2 separate regions of the Homo sapiens genome follow, and region 1 is linked to region 2. The links are chromatin loops, found by intact Hi-C in ENCODE. Cell type or tissue: MCF 10A. All regions are shown on one strand. Each heading gives the region's core, and the rest is flanking DNA. Links, peaks and the distances in the headings are about the cores only. Region 1 has its middle 190 kb from the start of ADO. Region 2 overlaps NRBF2 (nuclear receptor binding factor 2).

Region 1 (7,462 bases), core at 1,450-6,449, 550 kb after region 2:
TCCTTCGTGGCTGGGGAATGACTCATCCTCCAAGACCCAACTCAAGCATCTCTTCCTTTCCGAAACCCTTTTTGACCAGTTGTTTCTCCTCCATCAAAGCAGATCTATCCATTCTGTGCTCTGTTCACATAACTGCTTATCAACCTGGAAGGCATCATATCTTAGAAATCTGTTTACTCCCCTAGGCCATGGGTAGTCAAGTGGCAGTTAGGATTGTGTTCAGCTGCAAGTAACCAAAAGCCCAGTTGATCAATATCTTAGACAAATTAGGGGACTAATTTTTTTTAGATAGCCAAGGTTGCCGTGATAACTCTATAATATGATTAATCATTAGGGCCCCTGTTTCCATGTAGATTTCTGCTCAGCTCTCTTTAATTTGTGGCTGTTTTCTTCATGCTTGTCACCCAGTGGTCACAAAATGACTGTTCTTTCTCTATATCCAACTTCCAGACTGGAAAAAGGGAAGTTAATAAGGTATTCACTAATGAAGCCTGCTCCTTCTACAGAGCTTTCCTGGAAGCTGCACTTAGTGACTCTTGCTTCTCTCTCTTTGGTCAGAATGGGACTGGATAGATATCCCTAGTGGCAAAGAGAATGGGAGATATATTTGATGACTTGAATGAATTGAAATTCCAAATACAATCAGGATTTGGATTGTTAGGAAGAAGGGGAGAATTGATATTGGGTAAGAAAGTAACTACCATATGTAGGGATTATGTTGCATTTTTCATTCTCTCTCTGGGGCTTAGCATAGGGCATGGCACATAGTAGGTACTCAATAAATAAATGTCCAAGAAAGAAAGGAAGCGACATTTTATAATTCCCTAGTCCACTGCTATTTGTACAGTATGACTCAGCACATCTTTGAGCTTTTAGACATGAAACGAAGCTTTCTGGGGGTGGGGAAGAACAGCAGGGAGGAGAGATTCCTCGGGGGAGTTTCCAGCCAGAGCTTACTTATTCCAGCTGCGACCACTCAGCTTAGCAATGCTTAGGAGCTAAGAGAAAGGGAAAAGAGTCCATTCTTGATGTGTACAGTTGAACCATCTCCCCCCGCCCCATCCCCAATTCAAAAAGAACATGTTGGTCACTACGTGACATTAGGAGCCTCGCTACATTCTTGGGACATCTCCTTCCCAGTCCCACACCCTATATTGAGACTCCTCAGCTAGGGAGTCAGGCCCAGCCTTGGGTCCTCTAAGGCCAGGTGCTATTTCTGTGTGTCATGTTTGTTTCCAGCTTTTCACAATTATAAACAACTTTGCAGTGAGCATCCCTGAAATAAATCTTTAGGATCATTCTTGTACATTTTAATTATTTTTTTCTGTAGTCTAAATTCCAAAAAAAGTAGAAATTCTGGGCAAAAGGGTATGTTCACTTTTAAGGTTTGTGGAGAAACATCTTGTTGCTTTATGCTCCCATCTGTCATGAATGGAAAAGCCTGCCACCACTCCAGGGGTGGGTGCTCTCCCCTTCTGAAGGTTTCAGTTGTCAAGCAGTCACTCCAAGGGTCTAGTCCTTCCTCCCTTCTGAAACAACAGCAGAACCACTATAAACCAGAAACAAAGATGGAGGACGCATGAAGATAACATGTCTTGATTCCCCTAGCTGATTGTAAGTTTTGCTCTGGAAAAAATGAAGATCATAGATTCCATATGCATAAAGGGAATATGCATTAGATGCTAGGTGAAAGGGCTCTGAGATGGTCCCATGGGCCCAGCTAGGGTCCTTGGGGCCCTTCTTGACTTCTCCCTATCATTCTCAATCAAGTCACCAAGTCCTGTCAACTCTACCTCCTACACGCCTTTGTAGTCAGCCGCCCCCCTGCTTCTGCATCTCCTTTGCCTCTGACCCTGACGCCCTCATGATTTTCCCCAACCAACTGCCTTCCCACCCATTTCTTTTTTCTTTTTTTTTTTTCTGAGATGGAGTCTCGCTCTGTCACCAGGCTGGAGTGCAGTGGTGCGATCTCGGCTCACTGCAACCTCTGCCTCCTGGGGTCAAGCGATTCTCCTGCCTCAGCCTCCCAAGTAGCTGGGACTACAAGCGTGCACCACCACACCCAGCTAATTTTTGTATTTTTAGTAGAGATGGGGTTTCACCATGTTGGCCAGGATGGTTTCGAACTCCTGACCTCATGATCCACCCGCCTCAGCCTCCCAAAGTGCTGGGATTACAGGTGTGAGCCATGGTGCCCGGCCCTTCCCACCTATTTCTTTGCTTCCACCCCTTCAATCCTTTCTCCACACAGATGGATTTTTCTGAACACCAATGACCATGTGACCATCCAGCTTGATCCCTTGTTTTAAATCCTGCTCTTACAACCTAGCAGCTCCCCAGCATACTATGTTCTCCTATGGCTGTGTGCACATGGAATGGGAGTTCCACAAGCAGAATTTACTGCAGGGAAGCTCCTTCTTCCTACTCCCCTCTCTCCAGAAAACCATCTTAGAAACCATCTAATGTAACTCTCTTGCATTGTGGAGGGGAAACATAAAGAACTTGTGCCTAAAACATCCTTTCTTTCCACTTCAAATGTCAAATTTACATTCCCTGTTAAAATTCAGCCCATTATCTCTTCTAGTAAGGCTTGGACCACCCCCTTTTTATAGTCCAGGTTAGGGGCCCCTTCTACATATGCTCACAGCACCCTGTGCTTACCAGCTCTGTATCGTGACTATTTATTCATTTGTCTTCCTGTCTCCCTCAACTAGACTGTAAACCTTTAATTTAAGGTCAGGGATTGGGGCCTATTCATCTTTCTATCTCTACAGACTATACTAGTGCACATATTAAGTTATTGCTTCATGGCTGTCTATTGAATGAGTAGATGAATATTGGTTACAGATTGGAGGAAGGATTATTGCTGTAGGGAAAACACATTCACGTGAATTCCTCTGAGATGTGTAAACTGAGGTGTCAACTTCTCCTTTTCACATTCACATGGCTTGGGCGCCTTCCCTTCAATGAAGCACCCTGGAGAGTCATGCCCAAGCAATATATTTCCATTTGGATTGGAAACACAACTCCTCCCTTCTGGAATATTGTTTGACTTTTCTTGTGTGGGAGAACCAAGTCAGGAAGTAGAGCATGCGTCTCACCTGTGCGTAATAAGACAGGGTCTGAAAACATTTTTGCTTCAATAGCTATATTTTTTAAAGCTACCATTTATTAAGAGCTTATTATGTATTGGCCCCATCCAATCCATTGCACACATTTTTCACTTATTCCTTACAACAGTCCTGTAAATTCAGTGCTATTCTTTTCCCAAAATTACAAGCAGAACCTGAGGGGTGGAGAGATTAGAAACCTGGCCAAGGCCATGTGGTGAGGTATCAGTTCGAAACTGATCTTTTAGTCTCTACTGCAAACACGCTTGATTATTACATGATACCCATCCATGCCAAGCACAGCCAGGCTTCTTAACCACCCAGTGAAATTTGCTGGACCTGTGCCCCTGTTCCCACTTACAGATAAAGACATTGAGCCTGATTGGTAACAGAACTTGATCTACTAGAACTCTTGTCAGTTTAGTAGACACAATTTTTTAAAAAATGAGAAAAGTGCAACTTGCATTTGTTCAGTGACAGCCTGGTGCACAAGCAGGTGGCTGCTGTGATCCCCAAACCCCCGGGCTGGCGGGCAGGGCCTCTCGCTCAGGCATTCTAAGGAAACAGCTCCCTCTTTAGGTCGACTGGAGGAACAGCCCCCAAACTGCCTGGAGCATCTGCCAGCTTGGTAGACCTCTCCCAGGTACCTTGTGGGCGTCTTCAAACAACTTGACTTACAGTGTTATTGCTGTTGTTGTATGTGCATCAAGAAGTCATACTTTATCCAGGACTGTGCAATTGAGAAATGCTGTGGTGGCTAGCATTAAGTTGCCCATTATCTCAGCTCTTTGACTTTGTAATTTCTATCTGTGAGAGAATCTAATTCCCTTTTTCTCTGTCTCCAGCATAATGGAAAATAAGGGGCCAGAGAATAAATTGGAGGCGAGGGCAGAGGCTGCAAAGGGAGAAGGGATGGTCTTTCTGAGCCACATCCTATGGGCCTGGTAGCCCTCTGCTGACTGGATGGAGGAGGAGGAGAAGGGGCTGGGTACAAGGCCCTCAGTGGTGCAGACCGTCTGCTGCATCTAAGGAGGAAGAGTGAGAGGATGGAGGAGCAAACAGGGCATGACCTGAGCAAACATGAAAGTCCAAGGGAGAAAGCACAGGTTGTTGAGTCTGTCTTCCACACTCAGCACTAATTAGTATTCTCGACTGGATGCTCTAAACTCTGTGATCTGGAAGGATGCTAGTGTTATCAGATCCAGACCCAAAGTCAGCTCCTAAATTCTCATCCACTGATCTGACACAATTGTTCCCCAAAGAATCCATATTCACTTTCTTTTGGAGACAATTTTAGGATGTCTAAATTGCGAAGCAATTTCCTGGGTGGAGAGTTGGGAAGTCATAAGGTTATAGCCAAAATACAGAGCCTTGCCATTAAAGAGTCCTCAGTGACACAGCTTGAAGCTCCTTATTGCACCATAGAACAAGTTGCATTTCTAAAAACAGGATAAACAACCAATATCAGCTCTACACTGAAGCCACCTGGATGACCTGCAGGTGTCTACACACCCTCCTGGTGATGCAAACACTTAGTAGAATTTGCTCTTTTCCCCACTGGCATAGGGACTCCCAACCGCAAAAGTAAAATTTTGGGCCCCACTATGCAGCATTGGGTAAGCCCTGTTCATTTCTGGGCCTTTCTGTTCCCATCTCTGAAACGAGGGGTTTAATGAGATTGGGGGTTTCCAGCTATGCTCTGCAAAATCTAGGGGTCCCTGGGGTGCAGGCCTATCAGTCTTACCTGGACAAGATAAGTTCCTTTTGCATCTGTATCACATTGGGTGTCTAGCTGAATATTTTGTTTGATCAAAGAGCCCACAGCTAAAAACATGTTCGAAAACTACCGTACTGGATGATACCTGCTGTGGTCCACTCATTTATGCACTCATCCAACAATTACTTATTGAGCACTTGCTGTGTGCCAGATACTGTTGTAATGTCAAGGAAACAGTGAGCAAAATCCAGATTCCCTTGTGCAATATGGACTATAATTTTAAATTGGGACATTTGGCCTTCCACTGTAGGCTTGACCTTGGACACAGAGACCACATCCTTATCCTCAGATGGGCGACCAGGATGCATACTTTTGTACACATTTAACTTTCTGTTTTCTGGTTGTCCCACTTACCCATGAGAACTTGAAGCTTGCTTGTTGAATATATGGTATTCACATAGTCCTGAAGAGTTAAAGAAACATGATTTTCCTAAGCAGGAATTAGGACAATTGAGCTGATGAAAGAGGTTTTCTTTTCTTTTTTTTAAATGGTTTGTTTATTTGTATAAAATTATTCTGAAAGATAATATATTATGTTTATTGCATCTTACTCGATGAATATTCTCTATTAAAAACAGTGAGATTTCATGGGAAGAAATATCAAATTTATCATAATAATTCAGTTAACATTATTTGTTCAGTCTTTTTCATCATTTGTCCACTTGTAGGCATTGGAGAAAAAAATAGCTGAGATTGATTGAAGCCCTGCTCTGTGGCAGGTATTTTTCTAGGCATGTTCATATTGCATCTCTTGCCTAACTTAATCACTTAATCTTCAGAGCAATCCTGCAAGAACTATTTACCAATTTCTAGAGATAATGAAACTGAAGCTTAATAACCTTCCAAAGATCACAAAGCCAGTAAGAAATTCACGTTTAGGGGAGGAGCCAAGATGGCCGAATAGGAACAGCTCCGGTCTACAGCTCCCAGCGTGAGCGACGCAGAAGACGGGTGATTTCTGCATTTCCATCTGAGGTACCGGGTTCATCTCACTAGGGAGTGCCAGAGAGTGGGCCCAGGTCAGTGGGTGCGCGCACCGTGCGCGAGCCGAAGCAGGGCGAGGCATTGCCTCACCTGGGAAGCGCAAGGGGTCAGGGAGTTCCCTTTCCGAGTCAAAGAAAGGGGTGACGGACACACCTGGAAAATCGGGTCACTCCCACCCGAATATTGCGCTTTTCAGACCGGCTTAAAAAAACGGCGCACCACGAGATTATATCCCACACGTGGCTCGGAGGGTCCTACGCCCACGGAATCTCGCTGATTGCTAGCACAGCAGTCTGAGATCAAACTGCAAGGCTGCAGCGAGGCTGGGGGAGGGGCGCCTTAGGTAAACAAAGCAGCCGGGAAGCTCGAACTGGGTGGAGCCCACCACAGCTCAAGGAGGCCTGCCTGCCTCTGTAGGCTCCACCTCTGGGGGCAGGGCACAGACAAACAAAAAGACAGCAGTAACCTCCGCAGACTTAAATGTCCCTGTCAGCTTTGAAGAGAGCAGTGGTTCTCCCAGCACACAGCTGGAGATCTGAGAACGGGCAGACTGCCTCCTCAAGTGGGTCCCTGACCCCTGACCCCCGAGCAGCCTAACTGGGAGGCACCCCCCAGCAGGGGCACACTGACACCTCACACGGCAGGGTATTCCAACAGACCTGCAGCTGAGAGTCCTGTCTGTTAGAAGGAAAACTAACAGAAAGGACATCCACACCGAAAACCCATCTGTACATCACCATCATCAAAGACCAAAAGCAGATAAAACCACAAAGATGGGGAAAAAACAGAACAGAAAAACTGGAAACTCTAAAACGCAGAGCACCTCTCCTCCTCCAAAGGAACGCAGTTCCTCACCAGCAACGGAACAAAGCTGGATGGAGAATGACTTTGACGAGCTGAGAGAAGAAGGCTTCAGACGATCAAATTACTCTGAGCTACGGGAGGACATTCAAACCAAAGGCAACGAAGTTGAAAACTTTGAAAAAAATTTAGAAGAATGTATAACTAGAATAACCAATACGGAGAAGTGCTTAAAGGAGCTGATGGAGCTGAAAACCAAGGCTTGAGAACTACGTGAAGAATGCAGAAGCCTCAGGAGACGATGCGATCAACTGGAAGAAAGGGTATCAGCAATGGAAGATGAAATGAATGAAATGAAGCGAGAAGGGAAGTTTAGAGAAAAAAGAATAAAAAGAAATGAGCAAAGCCTCCAAGAAATATGGGACTATGTGAAAAGACCAAATCTACGTCTGATTGGTGTACCTGAAAGTGATGGGGAGAATGGAACCAAGTTGGAAAACACTCTGCAGGATATTATCCAGGAGAACTTCCCCAATCTAGCAAGGCAGGCCAACATTCAGATTCAGGAAATACAGAGAATGCCACAAAGATACTCCTCAAGAAGAGCAACTCCAAGACACATAATTGTCAGATTCACCAAAGTTGAAATGAAGGAAAAAATGTTAAGGGCAGCCAGAGAGAAAGGTCGGGTTACCCTCAAAGGGAAGCCCATCAGACTAACAGTGGATCTCTTGGCAGAAACCCTACAAGCCAGAAGAGAGTGGGGGCCAATATTCAACATTCTTAAAGA
Region 2 (7,462 bases), core at 363-5,362:
ATGTTCAAAACTAACTTACAGCTGAATTAACTTGTACACCAAAAGATTCTTCGAATCAAAGCTTTCTAAAACCAATGAAATCATAGGATTTCAGAAACCCATTCTAGAACATTAAGGATTTGGCATATCTGTTGAATTGGTATCATGTGACTTGATCCATTATTTCTCACATTCCCTCCCAGAGGATAAATAAAAGTAGCAATTTAGCCCCTTTAGATTGAGTCCCATGACAAATTGTTGTAAATGTGTTCTAAATGTACAAGCTCCAGAAATTACTTAGTCCTAGAAAATTGCTGCTCATCCCTGGGCCACTGTAGTCTGCTTTCCTGTATGCAACCTGAGTTAGGAGTCCAGCTAAGTATTCCAGTCATGTCTTTCCAACCTTTAGCAGGTGGCTGGATTTTTCAAGTCAGTTGAAAAAATTTTGGTCAACTGGAAAATTCTCATAGTCACCTAATTTTGTGTTCCTAATGTTTAAACTAAGTTAAGCTAAAGTTTTCTGTGATACCCAGTGAGCCAGAAGCCACTACTGTCAACTATTAGAGGGGTTTATTTAAAAGGTATACAGGGGTGACCACTAATTGATTTGAGCTCAAATTGTTTCTGATTCTTAAAAACCTCACGGGTTTTATCTATTTTTTTCCCAAACTTATCAAGATAATGTGAGGACTAAGAAGTGTAAGGAATGGGGGGAAGGGAGGGTACCTGGAGAGGGGACACCTGTAATTTACCCACCCAGAGGCGATCACGGTTATTGGCTTACTTCTGACAAATCTTTTCTATGTATTCCACTCTACAGAGCATAGATCATTACATAAAAATTGGCATACCGTTTTTTCTGTCAGCATATCAATATGTCAAACACTTAAACTGAACATTTCTAATAGCTTCATAGTCCCACATACAGATTTATCATCACAGAACCATGGACAAGCAATGTAAGTCTGTATCGCTCCATTTTGAATCGTGAGCCTATTTATCGTTGCCAGCCTTTCAATAAATGAGGCTACCTTTCAAAAATCCAACCAATACCTCAAGTACTGTATTCAACCAAATTTAAAGACCAAGACAAGTGCCCTTCTGGAATTTACCACAATGCCCAAAGTGTGGGTATTTCAAATAAATGAAAATTACCTAAGGATGAAAACTGGTCTATGACCCTCTTGCCCCATTTAACATCTTGCTGCCTCCATAGAGGTTTATTTAGTTTTAACACTGAAACCAAAGGATTTTGTGGCAATGTTTAACTTTTTTTTTCTTTTCCAGTCACCAGCTTAATGGCATGTTTAATATCCTTCTGTTTCTTCTGTTAACATCTGGCCTTCCCTGAACAGCCATCTCCTCCTAAGAATAGGGAAATATCTGATATCAGTCCCTCCAAAAAGATCTATTAGTGGCAATGAAGACCCTGGGACTTAATAACACTCTGAATAGCAAGACTTTTCTTTAGGGAATTTCCATGGAGGAAGCCTAGGGCTAATCGTTGTTTGGTTCTTCTAATCAACCAAATCAAGAGTCCCTCTCTCAGATGACAAACTCCCTTTCCTCTTTCTGGAAACTACCTTTGGGCATCACTTACTTAGGAGGCTTTGGTCCCTCAGCCCTATCCCACTCCCTAATTAACCTGTCTCCTTTGTCTTCCTGTACATCCTGGAATCTGTGTTTAGCAACTTTAAAGACATTCTCATTTGTATTCTTGATTCCTTCACCGTTTATCCTTCTGTCATATCTGGACTACCCCTCCCACTTTTTTTCTAATGTAGTGTGCCCACATTAGAGAAACAGACTAAGAACGCAAAAACTAAACTCGCCTTCACTTGGATTCTTTCGGCCCTAACTCTGAGGGCCTATTCCAAATATTTTCCATTCCTCAAGTCTGGAACCTGATCCTGGCCCCTTCACCTTTAGGAAATAAAAAGCTAATCCACTTGAGCCTCCCTCAAATTTCATCTCATATTGTCCTACTATGATATGATTCTGACCAAGATTACTCACCTCCCTTAATTCCATGCCTTTGTTCCTGCTGTTCTAGAAATACAGCCAGGCGCAGTGGCTCACGCTTGTAATTCCAGCACTTTGGGAGGCTGAAGCGGGTGGATCACGAGGTCAGGAGTTCGAGACCAGCCTGGCCAACATAGTGAAATCCCGCCTCTCCTAAAAATACAAAAATTAGCTGGGTGTGGTGGCGCATGCCTGTAGTCCCAGCTACTTGGGAGGCTGAGGCAGGAGAATCGCTTGAACCCGGCAGGCGGAGGTTGTGGTGAGCTGAGATTGTACCACTGCACTCCAGCCTGGGCAACAGAGCTAGACTCCGTCTAAAAAAAGAAAAAAAAAAGAAATACCTAGAAAGTCATTTCCCCATTCTTTGATCCCAGATACTTTCCTGAAGGTGAAAAGTATACCAGCTACTTTGTATTTTTAGTAGCATAAGGCAAGATGTTTATAAACTGCTCTTACTATGAGACATTTACTAGCATCCAACTAAGGACTTTTTTTTTTTTTTTTTTTGAGACAGTGTCTCACTCTGTCGCCCAGGCTGGTGTGCAGTGGTGTGATGTCAGCTCACTGCAACCTCCGCTTCCCAGGCTGAAGCGATTCTCCTGCCTCAGCCTCCTGAGTAGCTGGGATTACAGGTGCCCACCACTACTGCCTGGCTAATTTTTGTATTTCTAGTAGAGATGGGGTTTCACCATGTTGGCCAGGCTGGTTTTGAACTCCTGACCTCAAATGATCCACCCGCCTCGGCCTCCCAAAGTGCTGGGATTACAGGTGTAAGCCACTGCGTCCAGACTTGGTTAACTCTTTGTGGCCCACCACACCTCCTTCCCAGGTCCTGAGCAAACATCAAGTTGATTCTTTTCTAAAGAAATTGGTATTGTTTCAGGCCTGCTTTGGCTGCCAAATTCTCCAGATCAGTAAACCCTTCTCCCAAGCTAGACGAAGTCTTGCTAATGATAGCTTTCAACCTAACCTCCAGGCACTTCCAGGCCCATTGAGGGTCAACCTTCTTGAGATTAAACCCAGGCAGCAAAACCTGAAAGGTCTTATCAGACAGGAAACTAGTATGCAAGACTACAGTCCCTGCCTGCACTAACCTGGCCCAGGCTTCTTAAAGACTCTTTTTGAATTGGTTTTCCATATCTGTTCCAGACAGGAAGTCAAGTAAGACCCCAACAGATTCATTTTTCCATGTCAGTCATTGGCAGGGCCTAGCCTTGAGTCTGGACACCATAATACCCTTCCTGGCTAATGGACCCAACAAGAACCAGAAGTTTCTTACTGTCCACCAGATGGCAGTGTTGGTTAGCAGTAGCTGGTAAAAGGACAAGATTGCACCTGGGAAACAACAAATAATCTGAGGATGCCCTTTACTTTTTTAAACAGTCACGCCATCCACTCCCAGAGATCTTTGATTAGGCTACACTGGGATTATGACACAATATAATGATACTAAAATTAAACACTTTTAATCTTCACATAACCTATGATCTAGAATGAATCAATAAATAATAGCTACTATTAGTTTACACCCTGACTCTTCAAATAGGTTATAAACACCCTGTGGCAGGCTGCCTCACACAAGCATCCATCTTAGTCATTTTCAAACAAGATTCTAACCACAACTGCTCACAAATGAAGGGTTATCATTAAAAATGGACATGAAGTTTTTTTCTGTTGAGTGTAAAGACAAACTCAAGTCTCACCAGATGGTCTCTGAATAAAGAAAAACCAGGCCAGTCGTGGTAGCTCACGCCTGTAATCCCAGCACTTTTGGAGGTTGAGGCAGGAGGATCACTTCAGGCCAGGAGTTCAAGACCAGCCTGGGCAACATAGTGAAATTCCGTCTCTACAAAAAATTAAAAAATCAGGTGTGGTGGCACACCTGTAGTCCTTGGTACTTGGGAGGCTGAGGTAGGAAGATCCCTTGAGCCCGGGAGGATCAAGGCTGCAGTGAACCATGATTGATCCACTGTACTTCAGCCTGGGCAACAGTGAGACCATCTCAAAAAATAAAATGATCTTAAAAAAAAAAATGAAAAAGCAACACTTTTTTTCTCTCCACTCTCAGTACTTCACTTCCAGCACCGGATGTGAGCTTTTTTTTTTTTTTTCCCACACATCAATTCTCTGGTAGGTGATCTTGCAAAATTAACTCAACTCTGACTCTACCTACCTGGAGGTTATGGGCTCAGTCCCACAAGACTACCCTTAATTCAGACCCAACCACAAATCCCCGGTTCAACCTGGTATTCTGACCAACCAGTTGCAAATCAGAGGTTCCCACAACACTCCCCACTGCTGCCTCACACTTTTGGATTCAATCCTTTGCTAGAATGGCTTAGGGAAACATCTTATTTACATTTAACCATTTATTATGAAAGTACTTATCAGAACAGCTAGATGGGAGACAGACATGGGGCAGGGACACGGGGCTTCTGTGTCCTCTCAGGGCACACCAGCTCCACATGTTCCGTAACACGGACGCTCTCAGGATCCTGTAGTTCAGGGATTTTTATGGAGACTTAATCATATGGGCATAATCAATTGTAACTCAATCTGCAGCCTCTCTCCCCTTCCAAAGGATGGGGCATGGGGCTGAAAGTTTTAAGCTTCTAATCATGCTGGTCTCTCTTGTGTCCAATCCCTATCCAGGGGCCCACTGAGAGTCATCACATTAGAACAAAAGTTCCTACCAGCCAGGAAATTACAGACTTGGGAGCTCTGTGCCAGGAACCAGAGACAAACAGCAAAATATTTATTTCTTCTTATAAATCACAATATCCTAGTCTCCAATGCCTCCTTGGGAAGCAGAAAGTAGCAGAGGTACAGTGGTACCTCTAACAGAGCTCATCTTTTAGAGAGAAATGGCTAGGCTAATAGAGTCATGTGCCATATAAAATTTCAGCCAATGATGGGCCACATGACAGATTATAAGACCATACCTTTATATTTAGATATACAAATGCCATTGTGTTACAACTGCCTAGCCAGTACAGTCCCATGCTGTAAAGGTTTGTAGCCCAGGAGCAAGACTATACAGCCTAGGTGTGGAGTCGGCTCTGCCTTCTAGGTTTGTGTAAGTCCACTTTAGGATGCTCACATGAAAAAATCACCTAACAACACATTCCTCAGAACACATCCTTGTTAAGCAACACATGACTATTTTTGGCACAAGCTTTTAAATGTCAAGTTTTATGAGCAAGGTTAGGCAAGTAAAATGTCGAGTCTAGGATATTAAAACACTGAGATATTTAGCAGAACAGAAATTCTAGTCAACCAAACAGAAAAAATAATAAAAAAAACAACAACACTGAGATAAACAAATTAATATATATATATTTTTTTTTTAGACAGAGTCCAGCTCTGTTGCCCAGGCTGGAGTGCAGTGGCACAATCTCAGCTCACTGCAACCTCTGCCTCCTGGGTTCAAGTGATTCTCCTGCTCAGCCTCCTAAGTAGCTGGGACTACAGGCCCATGCCACCACACTCGGCTAATCTTTGTATTGTTAGTAAGAGACAGGGTTTTGCCATATTTATCAGGCTGGTCTCGAACTTCAGACCTCAGGTGATCCGCCTGCCTCAGTCTCCCAAAGTGCTGGGATTACAAGCGTGAGCCACTGTGCCCAGCAAATTAATGTAACTTTTAAGAAAGTATAGAACTCAAGACAATTTGGCAGGCTAGTTTATTTTTGGTTTCATCTGCAGCAAGATGAGACAGGAAAAAATATGATTTCTCCATGGTCACTTCTGCTTTTTTTGAGACAGAATCTCACTCTGGTGTCCAGGTTGGAATGCAGTGGTGTGATGAGAGCTCACTGCAGCCTCAACCTCCCAGGCTCGAGTCATCCTCCCACCTCTGCCTCTGGAGTAACCACAACTACAGGCGCGCCATCACTGCACCCAGCTAAAGTTTTTCTGGGTAGAGACAGGGTCTCACTATGTTGCCCAGGGTGGTCGCAAACTCTTGGGCTCAAGCGACCCTCCCACCTCAGCCTCCCAAAGTGTTGGGATTACAGGTATAAGCCACCACGCCTGGCCCTATTTCTACTAGTTTCGTCACTGGATTTGTGAGCCTAACCCAACTTCCTCAACCCAATTGTCCTCAGAGAAGGCAATATATTTTTCTCACTTCTGTAATTCCACACAGCAAATCCAAGCTTTAAACATGCCCAGTAGCTTGCACCCAAATGTTTTGCTTATATTCTCCTCTTCCCCTTCCTTCTCATGGAACATCATCCAGCTTGGTAGAGAGAATCCAAAGCAGCACTTCCCCACACTATGCTCTGACAGGGTGGCAGGTGCCCAAGGGACAGCTGCCTCCAGCCTAGAGCAGCCCTGAGCATTTTCCATGTGGTGGTCAGGAAAAAGGTTGGAAACAATACATTTAAACCTCAGGAACTTCTGTACTCTCTGTCACCCTAGTTGTAAGGGAAATGGACTACAAAACACTGAAAGAAAAAAAAAATCCTTGACACACAAAAGTAATCATCTAACCGCATCTGTTCAAATTCAAAGTTTACAACGCACAGAGAAGCCACTCAGTGCCTTGCTTTTTAACTATCAACCACGTTCAACAAAGGTATAAAACACAATTACTTTATTGATTTCTTACAATAAAATACTGCCAACTAGCATTACGTCCACTCTTGCATCATTAAAAACAAAGGGTATTTCCTCCTTGGTATTTTCAAATGATGCATTATACAATAAACGAAGTTAGAACTTAAAATGCACCCTGATTAATTATGTAAACTGGTAATTTGTTTTAAAAAGCATAATAATTTGGTTCCTTTCTTCATAAAATGGAAATTTAAATATTTCTTCTGATAGTCTTGAGGTTATCATTATGAGTAGTGCAAAGTGTGGCACATATAGTTTCATCTAGAAGGGTGTGTATCTTACACACCTTAAACAAACAGAATGTGCATTAACAAAATGCATACAGTCAATGCATGATAGAAAGCATGTTTCAAATATAAGGCAGCCCCTCCGGCCACCATATTATTTAGGTTTTGCATTATCATTTATGGCATTATAGATTAATTACACATAACTTTTATACATTTTAACCCTGAAGATAAGAAAAATAACTGTTGCTTGAAAGAAATTCTTCCAGGTAGCCATTTGGTTTGTATCAGGAGAAACCGAACCTCCATGAGTTTAGCGTCTGCCAAGTCGGAATCATTAGCTGAAGTGAGTGAATGAGATACGCAGCGCATTTCACAGTGACTGTTTCCCAAGTCCTGGCAATGCCTCTGCTCCCACAGTCCACCAGATGAAGCATTTCCGGGATTACCCTTCTATGTGGTTTTCCCTTTTCATTTCTTTTTGCTGGATTAACGATTACTGTATTATTTCCTCTTTTCCCCTTTTCTGTGGCCTTCCATTTTAATTATTCATAAATCCTTTCAGAATATCCTCAGAGAGCTCCATAAGAGGAAGTTCTGGAGATGGAAAATCC

The links. A loop is a pair of places that touch in the nucleus more often than their neighbours do. Peaks named below come from ENCODE experiments on the same cell type or tissue, not always from the same donor. Only the 100,000 strongest peaks of a DNase experiment are listed, where the experiment ranks them.
Region 1: a loop joins it to region 2, with 14 times the contacts of the local background. A loop is called at or near these places in 34 of 110 quality-filtered maps.

What each region holds. Positions count from the first base shown.
Region 1 is chr10:62,607,059-62,614,520 of GRCh38, reverse strand. No RefSeq gene overlaps it. Among named protein-coding and RNA genes, the nearest start is that of ADO, 190 kb to the left of the region's middle. In MCF 10A, for the core only: a CTCF peak has its summit at 3,685; a DNase peak (open chromatin) is centred at 3,690.
Region 2 is chr10:63,154,146-63,161,607 of GRCh38, reverse strand. NRBF2 (nuclear receptor binding factor 2) reads right to left here. Exons shown (of 4, transcript NM_030759.5): 4 at 6,584-7,462. The coding sequence ends at 7,390. Among named protein-coding and RNA genes, the nearest start is that of NRBF2, 25 kb to the right of the region's middle. RefSeq lists enhancers at 3,341-3,390, 3,471-3,520. In MCF 10A, for the core only: a CTCF peak has its summit at 3,293 (motif pointing right); a DNase peak (open chromatin) is centred at 3,297.